Linked DNA regions of Homo sapiens: region 1 is linked to region 2. Evidence: chromatin loops called from intact Hi-C (ENCODE). Cell type or tissue: heart right ventricle. All regions are shown on one strand.

Evidence for each region. A loop is a pair of places that touch in the nucleus more often than their neighbours do. Peaks named below come from ENCODE experiments on the same cell type or tissue, not always from the same donor. Only the 100,000 strongest peaks of a DNase experiment are listed, where the experiment ranks them.
Region 1: a loop joins it to region 2, with 4 times the contacts of the local background. A loop is called at or near these places in 6 of 110 quality-filtered maps.

The regions. Positions count from the first base shown.
Region 1 is chr1:112,054,975-112,059,974 of GRCh38, reverse strand. No RefSeq gene overlaps it. Among named protein-coding and RNA genes, the nearest start is that of LINC01750, 67 kb to the right of the region's middle. RefSeq lists a silencer at 3,302-3,502. In heart right ventricle, no CTCF peak of the experiment used is centred here; no DNase peak of the experiment used is centred here; H3K27ac peaks cover 1,732 bases.
Region 2 is chr1:112,142,788-112,147,787 of GRCh38, reverse strand. No RefSeq gene overlaps it. Among named protein-coding and RNA genes, the nearest start is that of LINC01750, 150 kb to the right of the region's middle. In heart right ventricle, no CTCF peak of the experiment used is centred here; a DNase peak (open chromatin) is centred at 2,807; H3K27ac peaks cover 1,471 bases.

The DNA of each region.
Region 1 (5,000 bases), 88 kb after region 2:
AATTTGAGGAGGTGGCAAGAATGAACTACAGTTGGCCGGCCTTTGATGCAGCAGCTCTCCACTTGCTAGGGAGCGCCAGTGTGAGGGTTAGGGGAGAGAAGGCTGCAGCCCCAGCACCCGTCCCAGGAGTGGTTCTGCGGAGTGCCACACATGGTAACCCTCCACCACTATGAAGCGAAGGGTCAAGACTGCTGCCTTAAGCAAGCTGGGGAACCGAGATGCCTGGCATGGAGCCAGACTCCAGGGTGAACTTGGGCCTATCAGTTAACCTCTCTGAGCTTCTGTTGTGTCATCTGTAAAGTTAAAATAATTACTTCACAAGGCTGCTGTGAGGAAGTGCAGGTAAAAAGCCAGAGCCCAGCACTTGGCACCCAACTGACGCTCAAAAGTGTTTGCTTGTACCTTTCATAATCCTTGCCCTGCCCACATCATGGGATTGTTGGAAGGATCAAAAAAGTGCTTTGTGAACGGCAAGGTATATACAAATGGGAAGTACTGAAATGTTAGAACAGGGGTCTGCAAATTTTTTCTATGAAAAACCAGATAGTAACTATTTTAGGCTTTGTGGGCCATATATTCTGTTGCAACTACTGAATTCTGCCAGTGTAGCAGGAAAGCAGCCATAGACAATAGGTACATAGACAAGAGTGACTGCACCAGTAAAACTTGATGTATAAACACAGGAAGCATGCCTGCATTAGCCTATGGGCCATAGTCTGCCGCCCCCTGTGTTAGAAGTTGGGAGTAGGGCATGGATGTACTGGGAACTCCAGTCCTCATAAGCCCCACGTCCCAGCAGGAAACTTGTAACTGAGAAAAGAGTGTAAGAGTTGCCTCCTACCCACTTGCCAGCATTTTGTGAGTCTACAGAGCTGACCTGGGAAGGATTCGACCAGGGTCAAAAAGTTCAGTCACTTGCCCAGGCAGGAACCACATGGGATGACACAGCCAAATGCCCACAGAGTAAGGCGGGTAATAAAAATGACTGACGGCTCTGGGTGCAGCCCCGGTCTATCTTTTATTTTCCCACTTTTAATTGAGGTATGTGGAGAAGTATTCCTCTGCCATAAGAAAACAGCAGTGTAAACACGATAATAAATAGCAAGTAATACTCAAAGTCAGAGAGTAATAGAGAGTGGTGAAGACTGAGGTGAATGGGACAGATGTCAAGGGGCATGGGGAGCTGCTACTCAACTCCCACTGAATGCTGCCAACTGGGAATTAGGGACAAATGTTAACCTATCTTCCACTTTTAAAGACAAACTGTAAACTCAGATTTTCTTGCAAAATATCTTGATGGTCTTAAATATTGGATCAATTCAAACAAACAAACATTATACAGGCCAAAGAAAACAGATCTAGAACATCTAGGGAGATCATGTTATACATCGAAGCCTCCAGACCCCTAGAAACAAAAGCTTCGAGGCCTGTTCTGGAGAATGCAGGGCTGTGCAAGGAAAGGTTTCTTGGGGAAAAGCCTGGGAGTTTTCTATATCTAGGGTTTCTTAAACTCAGCACTGATAATTCTCCGTTGTGGGGGACTGTCCTCTGCATTGTAGGGTGTTTAGCAGTATCCCAGGCCTCTACCCACTAATGCCAGTGGCACCTCCCTCCCCAAGGCAACCAAAAGTGTCTCCAGACGTTGCCTAATGTCCCCTGAGGGGCAAAATCCCCTGAGTTGAGAACCACTGGGTTAACCCTTCCAGGGACAGAGGCAGGAGGCCATGAGAGGACAGCCCTGAGATGCAGCGGCCAAGTGATTGCACTTCAGCAGCCGATTAGTGGGCAAATGCTTTTAAATTAGCAAATTTTAATTTAGACCTAAACCTCCATTACTGCTCAAGGCTTAAGGAAAATTGGTGACCATTTAAAATTACTAATTGAAGCCTGTGGGGAGTCAGTGGAGGGTGAAAAGCAGAAATGGTCTGGATAATGAAGCGGGCTGGAAGATCAGGGTGGAGGGGCAAGAAAGGTGGGGCAACAGCTGGCGACAGACTGACGAGGAGCTGCGGCTGGCTGGGAATCAGGAGACTTGTCAGGGATCCTGGCTGCCATGCCCTGGAAACAGCTTGGCAGCAGCAGCAACACCAAAGGACCTGAGGGGAGATGAGTATCCAGGGCTTTGAAGGTAATCCCAGCGGTCTGGAGCTGGAGCCCAACCCATTTCCATGGGGAACCTGCTATGGCAGGGACAGAGGCAGGAGAACAAGTCCTCAAATAGGGAGGCCAGTGGGCATTTTCCTAAAGTATTAAAGCACTTTGGTGCTGTGCTTTACAAAACTGTTTGAGTGGCTGAATTGATTCTTCTCTCTCATTAGACTCAGAAAACCTCAGAAAAAAAATAAATGCAGATTTCTCCTCAGACTGATGGCTAAAGATCTAAATGTCTTCAGAGTTCAGCTCCGCCTTCAGGCACTGGAGGCCTGAAAAACATGGAGGAAGAGATGCAGGGATTTGAGAGAGAGATGCTCCTGGTGGAGGTGGTGAGGGGCCTGAAGGCAGTGGCAGGAGCGTCTTGGAGAAGGAGGATGGGGCTGAGGAGGGCCCTCAGGAAGAAAAAGTAAGGGCTGAGGGAAGTCAATAGTCAGTCAGGTGGGGACACTTGGGGCTCTGGATGTCAGGCAGGAGTTGGAGGAGGACATCCTGATAGAAGAAGCTGTGGTCTCAAGCTTCCTCTTGTTTTGATCTTAAGTGAACCCCCAGTAAATCAAGGTTTCTCTATTTTAGTTTGTTGCATGGATCTTAAAGTCAAAAGGATACAGCTGAAGCCAGAAACATCCCTGAGGTCCTTGCTGCTGGCCACCAAGGGCCTCCCGGGGAGAGGGGAGGTGGGGACTAGTCTCAGGCCTGGCCGTGTTCTGGGGCCTCTGCTGCCTGCAGTCTGGGGTAGATGAAAGCCCACCTTCTAGCCCTCTAATCAAGCAGGGCAGTAACCAGCACTCCCACTTTTGGATTAAAAAAATGGAGACATGGAGAAGTAGTGACTCACTCAAGGCCACCCAGCCAGGAAGTTGCAGGTCAAGGTAGGCACCCAGGGCTCGCATTCTTAGTTCAGGGTCCTTTGCACATTCCACATTGCTGGTTTTAAGAAAGAAGGGCCTGTGGATGCAGAGTTAAATGAGAAGAGAAAGCCTGAGTTCAGGATTACCTGTGGGGAGTGGCTTGGACTGTATTGGGGTCTCTCTGGTTTGCCTGGTACACTTAGCAAGAGAACACAAGCACTGCTCTGAATGTGAACTGACAAGCCCTGCACCCACCACCCACCCACCTCAGCCTCCACCACACACTCACTGACCTTATTTCCCTTTGACAAGGCACGCATGGTCTTCAATAATGCAGGCCCCCACCTAACACAGAAGATGCCTGTCACCCAAAAATAACTTGAAAAGCAGACAGAGGCAAGCAGATAAGCATTCAAAATCATTTATTTATAGCACAGAACACAAAGCCGTCAAAGAGACTTCAGGCAAGCGACAGCCACAGCACCCTTTGCAGGGCAGCTGAGGGAAAATGTGTCTCCAGATCTGGCCTGCCCAGGGTGGGTATGCTGAGAAGTGGAGGACGGAGCAAAGTATAAGGGTGAGGAGGGGAGAGAAGGAGCAAACACCAAGACCTCAGCCGAGTAGTAGATTCGAGAGCCTCAGCAGGAGATTTTTGGGAGACACAGAGATCCCCATCACTAGGGGGTTTATGCAGAAGCTGGGACCCCATAGGCTGTGTTGGTAGAATTTCTGCATGGGTTTGGAGATTTGGGAGGATCAGTGCTTTGTAACTCTGGTTATAGCTGAGAAAGACAACTTTTTGCTGGCTCATGCTCCATTCCTTCTGGGGAAAGTGGCACCTGTGGCTCTGTAACCCTCGGGTCCATGGCGTGGAAGTCAGTCTACATTCTAGATCAGACACTGCACTGACAACCTGTAAGTCCCCTTTCGACTCTGAGAATCTGCAATTCTGGAATGTTCTAGCCTAGTGCCACAGTCTTTAGAAAAGAAACATCAAAAAATTGTGTCACATAAACAATTACTTCTGCGGAACAAAAGGGATGAGAATCTAGAGAATTTCAGACTTATAGAACAGAATTATTTCTGCAGAAATTTCAATAATAAAGGTGCTTGTATAGCTTTATGTGTGTATTTTGTTATTGAAAGCCAAAGGTACACACTGATCAAAACTGACAACTTCAAACTTAAATGTCACTGAATCCTGAACAAAACATACATCCAGACCCAAGTCAACAAGATTCTATCTAGACCATCAAAGGAAATGGCAGCCTGGCTCCCAGCCACAGATGGTCAGCAGATGCTTGCCAGGCCATGAACTGGCTAGCCACTGAGGCAGAACAGCTCTACGATTCTGCACCATTCACCACCAATTTCTTCCCTCACTTAAGATGTCACTAGTCATGTTGCTCCTGAGGGCAATTGAGGTAAAACCAATAGTGGCCTGTGAAAGCAAATTGTAATCCCTCATTGATCAATTATGTGACATCTAACTCAACCCATGAAAACTTGCAGTGGGAGAGCCAGAACTCTGCAAGGGTGAGCACTGAATTTTTGCCTTGGCCTGCCTGCAGCAAGTCTATGTCAAGGATTCTCTGTATGCCAGGAAATCAGCGGGAGTAAAAGACAGACTTTTTCTCAAGGAATTGAAATCTCCTTGGGGAAGAAAGATGATTAGGTTACTCCTTTCTCCCTGCATTAAAAAAATAAATTTATTTTGAAATAACTTCTAACTTACTGCAAAGTTGTAAGTATGTAGGTACAGTGCCATATCCCATCACCCAGATTCCCTCATTGTTATTAGCTCTCTGCATTTTCTTTATGCATGTGTGTGTGCTGATTTATTTACCTGTGTTTATCTATACCCATTACCACCAGTCATTTTCTAAACCATTTGAAACAGCTGTAGACATGATGTCCTATCACTCCTAAATACCCCAATGTGTGTTTCCTCCAAACAAGGACCTTCTCCACATAACCACCACACAACCCCACCAATCA
Region 2 (5,000 bases):
CTGGGTATCTCTCTAGATTTCAGTGATGTATAAAACAGTCAATATGAGAATAAAAAGAACACAATGGAAAGTGTGCTATAAGAAAAGGGCTCACCATTCTTTATCTCCATTGGTATAATGAGGGCTTAGTTACTCATTCAACAGATATTTATTGAACACCTACTCTAGCCTGGCAGATAGTAGAAATCTACGGCAAGCAGGATCTACATCAGAGCTATTTGGTATAATCCTGCTTCCACACCAATTCTGGGTCTCTCAAGATTTCCCAATTTGTCAGCCTGACAGTTAAAAATATTCTTCTTCCTGTGGGTATAAACTCATTTTCTTCTTGATTCTGAGGATCACCTATCTTTATCCAGTAACAATCTCCAATTAATAGAGCCCTGCTGGACCTCTAAGTTCCTGCCATCTGAGCAGTAGAGACAAAAGCAAAGCTGCCACTAACCCAAATCACAAACTAAAAACCCATCCCCCATAAGCCTTGCTTAGGGATGCTCTAGCAGTCTGGATGGAGGGTGCTTTCCACCAGGGCCCCTACACTTGCATGTTCTCAGAAGGCAGGCAGGGAAGGAAGGAGAAAGAGAGGGAGGGAGGGAGGGAGTGAGAAGGAAGGAAGGAAGGAAGGAGGGAAGGAAGGAAGGAAAGAAGGAAGGAAGGAGGGAGGAAAGGAGGGAGGGAAAGAAGGAAAGAAGGAAGGAGGGAAGGAAGGAGGGAGGGAGGGAGTGAGGGAAGGAAGGAAGGGGGAAAGAAGGAAGAAAGGAGGGAAGGAGGGAAGGAAGGAGGGAAAGAAGGAAGAAAGGAGGGTGGGAGGGAAGGAAGGAAGGAAGGAGGGAAAGAAGGAAGCCTTCTTTATTCCTGGCTCAGACCTCTGCTCACACTCCTAATTGTGATTCCTATGAAGTGAAGATGCTCAGAGCACCTGGCTTTTCTTTCCTACAATAGTGTCTCATTTATCTTCCCTGTCTGAGGTAAACATCTGTTGAACCAAATTGACAACAATAGGGGAGGTGTTATTGACATGGGGCAGGGTGCTTTGTGTATCCAGATGCTTAGAAGCCTAGTCCTGGGCAATTTTCCTGGATGATGGGGAAGAAATAGCCAAGGGGGGCAGGCTGTGTGATGGGCCACATGGAATTCTTAGTTACACAGCCCCTTGGTTCTTGCTGCTCCCCTTTGTGCTTGTCACTTTCCATTTGCCTTCCCTTTGTCTCAAGTCAATTCATATTACTCTTCCTATTGAGGCATGATGTTACCTGGTACCATTCCAATTCTGAAGCTGCCTGCATATTAATCTTGACAATGCACCTGTGGTTTCACTCATTCTTATTTTAGCTGCTAATCCAAACAGTCCCATCTGTGCTCTGTATCACCTTGCTTATATCAGAAGAAGAGTTGGGAGCAGGACATACTGATTCACACTTCCATTGACCATGGGCCAAGGTAAGCAATTTGTCAGGCATTTGATATGCTGGTAAGGGAGGCCACAAAATTGGTGCTCTGGGCCCACAGGAGTTTTACCTTTTGAGGCTACCTGGTTCCTTGGTCCCTCTAAGGGAATGTTTTCCAAGTGCTCACCTTGTGTCAGGGGTCTATTCACAGCTGACAGGGACCTGGCATCTGCCCCTTTGCACCCTTTTCTTGGAAAGTGTTTCTCAGTGGAAACATGGAATATCTAAGTGTGCACTTCCTGGAATGAGGGTGGAGGGTGGAGCAGGGCTTCCACAGACTCAGTGAATGTGAGTGTCTGGGAGTGGGGTACAAGTCTCTGATTTAACAAGCTCCCTAGGTAATTCTGATGCGATCCAAGTTTGACAACCACTTTGTTGAAAGCACTGATGCAGCATGATGAAGACCAGAGACTTCCCAATCTCAGCACTCTCGACATTTGGGGCTAGCAACTTTTCTTGTGGCGGGGGTTGGGGGGCTGTTAATGTAGAATGTTTAGCAGTGTTTCTGGCTCCTATCCACTAGAAGCCAGTATAGCAATCCCTCCCATAGTTATAATAGCCAAAACTATTTCCAGACATTGTCAAGGGTCCCTTGTGGGGCAAAACCACCCTCAGTTGAGAGCCACTGATGTAGAGGAGAGAGCAGAGAAGTTACAGTCAGACAAAAAGAGATTCAAATCTGGTCTCTCACTGACTCGCTGCAAAACTTCAGGCAATTTACTGCACCTCCCTAAGCCTCAGTTTCCTCATCTGTAATTTGAAGAAAATAATAATACCAACTTACAGGATTGCTGGGATTTCCAGTCAGTGATCAGCAAAGATAAATGTCTGTCTTCTCTGTTGGAGAGGATGGCAGCTCTGGATGACTGCATGATTGGGGGTTAGGTTGAAGGGCAGGAAACCTCTCCCTTCTGGGGACTAGGAGGCATCTGTGGGTGGCATAGAAGAGTTCATAAGCAAAAAGTGAATGCAGTTGTAGTCTTTGGGGGGAATCACGGAGGCCAGAGTGAAGAGGCAAAGCCAAAGGAACCTCGGATGTACCCAGGTGCCCACTGCTGACCTCCCTTCTCACTGGCTCTGGGGGTGGCAGCCATAAACCATCTCACTGCCTAAGTGTGCTCTGCAGCCTCACAATTTCTGTGACTCTGTAGCCTGCTGTGTGCCTCCCAAGTTACTGATGGACCTGCCAGCCTTGAGCGTCTGCCTGTGTTCCTTCTGCCCCATCCTCCCCCTGCCCAGCTGGGGCCACACAGCTTCAGACCCCAGGGTTCCTGAAGCCCCTGCCCCTGCCAGCCTGCAGTCTGTGGGGCACAGGAAGGCTGCATTGTCAGAAGTGTATTTTTAGCTTGCCTCCTGCTCTGAGCTGCCCCAGCCTCCTGATGCCTATTTTTAGCACCCAGCTGCATCTCCATGTTCAATGGGAAGGTGGAGAATGGCTCCTGACTGGCATGTTTCTTTGCTAGTCCAGCCAAGTTGGCACAGCTTCAGGCAAGATAATTAAGTAGTAAACTCTAGATTTCACAGTTCGAGCTTCACTGAGCCTATGGGGATCACCATTCAGGAGAGTTCATTTTCCCTGCACAAGATTTGAAAACCCTCTGACACCATAATGCCCCAAGTCTAAGCTTCCAGGAAATATTAAATAGCCAAGGAGAGAGATAGAGGAAGAAATGAAGGCTGAGACAAAGAGACCCAGAGAGCACAGAGGAGAGAGAGAGGAACTAAAAACAGAGACAAACTGACAAAGACCAAAGCAGAGAGAGATACTAAGAAAGGTTTAGTGATGGGTACACAGAGACAGAGGCACAGACCAAAAGAGAGCAGAATAAAAGAAAAGGAGAGAGAAGAGAGGACAGCCCCAACAGTTAATGCTTAGGGGAAACTTCCAGTGTGCCAGGCGGGGACCAGATCTCGTTATATACATTCTCTTTATGGTTTTACGCCCATAACACTTGATTGTCAGTATCATTTCTTAAGGGGGGGAAGGTGAGTAATTAAGTATCTTGCCCAGGATTACACTGGGATTGAGTGGTAGAGCAGGACTTGAGCCCATGCCTGACTTCAGAGCTCGCACTCAGACAGTGTGTGCAGCAGATGGCATGGCCACACATAGGAACCAGCAGAACCAGAATGGGGGATAGGGACAAGTACCTACTGCCACTGCAGAGACTGCTGAACCGTTTGAGGCTAATACCTTGTCTGTTTCCCTGGGAAGACAGCTCCAAAATGACACTATTGATCGAGGTGTCAATGCTGAATTACAACATTTCCCAAAATGTGTGTCATGCTGATAAGGTCCCTGTGCCACAGTCAAGGCTGCCAGACGTGCTTCATGCCAGAAACCACAGCGATCGCAGCCCAGCTGTTTTCACTGTTTGAAAATACCATCTCCCACCATGTCATTAAGCTAATTGAACAGGCCAACTTTTCTCAGGAAGGCGGTGATGGCAGGGGAGCAGGTAATAATAACTTTGGATTTGGCAATTGTCATTCACATCCTGACCGACCTCTGCCACCGTTCTTTTCTGGAACTACTAGATCCACCAGCCCCTGCCAAGGGCAGGGATGATAAATGCTATGCATGGGGAAGAATTATTCTTGCTAATGATCTCCGCCTTAGAAAACCTCAGCCCCTGATGAGACCCTCAGTTCATCTTTCTACATTTGTTGAGGCTTCAACCAACAGAGGCAACAAGAAAGCCATTTCCAGCAACAAGGGCCTGCCTGTGTCGACAGCAATCGTAAGTCATCCCTTCTGCTACTGGCTCTCACCCCTCCCACCCCCATGCAGCCATCCATCTCTATAAATCTCCTGAGCAGGTAGAAATTTATATAGGAACTGAGGCTGCCCCTGTCTGTTGGCCCCTCTGATTACCTCTGACACTTCCAGGAAGAGAACCATGGGATTATTATACTATATTATATTATAATATATTCCTAAATCAGAATCTATTAATAGGTTGGTGCTTCATAGGGAGATGTATACTGGGGGAGCAGAGAATGGAGACTGGATTCCCCACTTGTCCAAAGATGTGTTGGGGGACAGAGAATGTGGGGATCATTTTTGAGACCTGATGGGCTGGCAAAACAGCATTGTCATTTTTTGCTATCTTGGGACTCTTTGCAGACTTGCTTTCTCTTTTGAAAGGGGCAGATGCTTTCTAGAACACCTGCTCTTAGTGGGGTGACAGGGTACGTGGGAAGGCAGGATATGTGAATGCAGCAAACCAGTTGTTGAAATATTAAGCCACTTCCATGCTAGTTGGTAAATCGTATAAGTTATTGAGCCACCATTTGATGTTGAGCCGCCATTTGATGCTGCCCAGAGGTGGCCACAGTGGTGGATAATGAGGTCTGGGAACAGCGGGGAGCAGATCTGGGGACCTTGGGCCACTGCTGAGCTTACTGAGATCAATCATGGGGGTGTACACAGCCTTCGCCCCCTTCTCCAACGTAGCCCATTGTTGATGAGACATGGAAGAGGGCATAGGGTAGGCAGGGTTGGTGGTGGCATTGTTGGGGGACCTAAGACAGGTCCTCAGATTTAGGTCA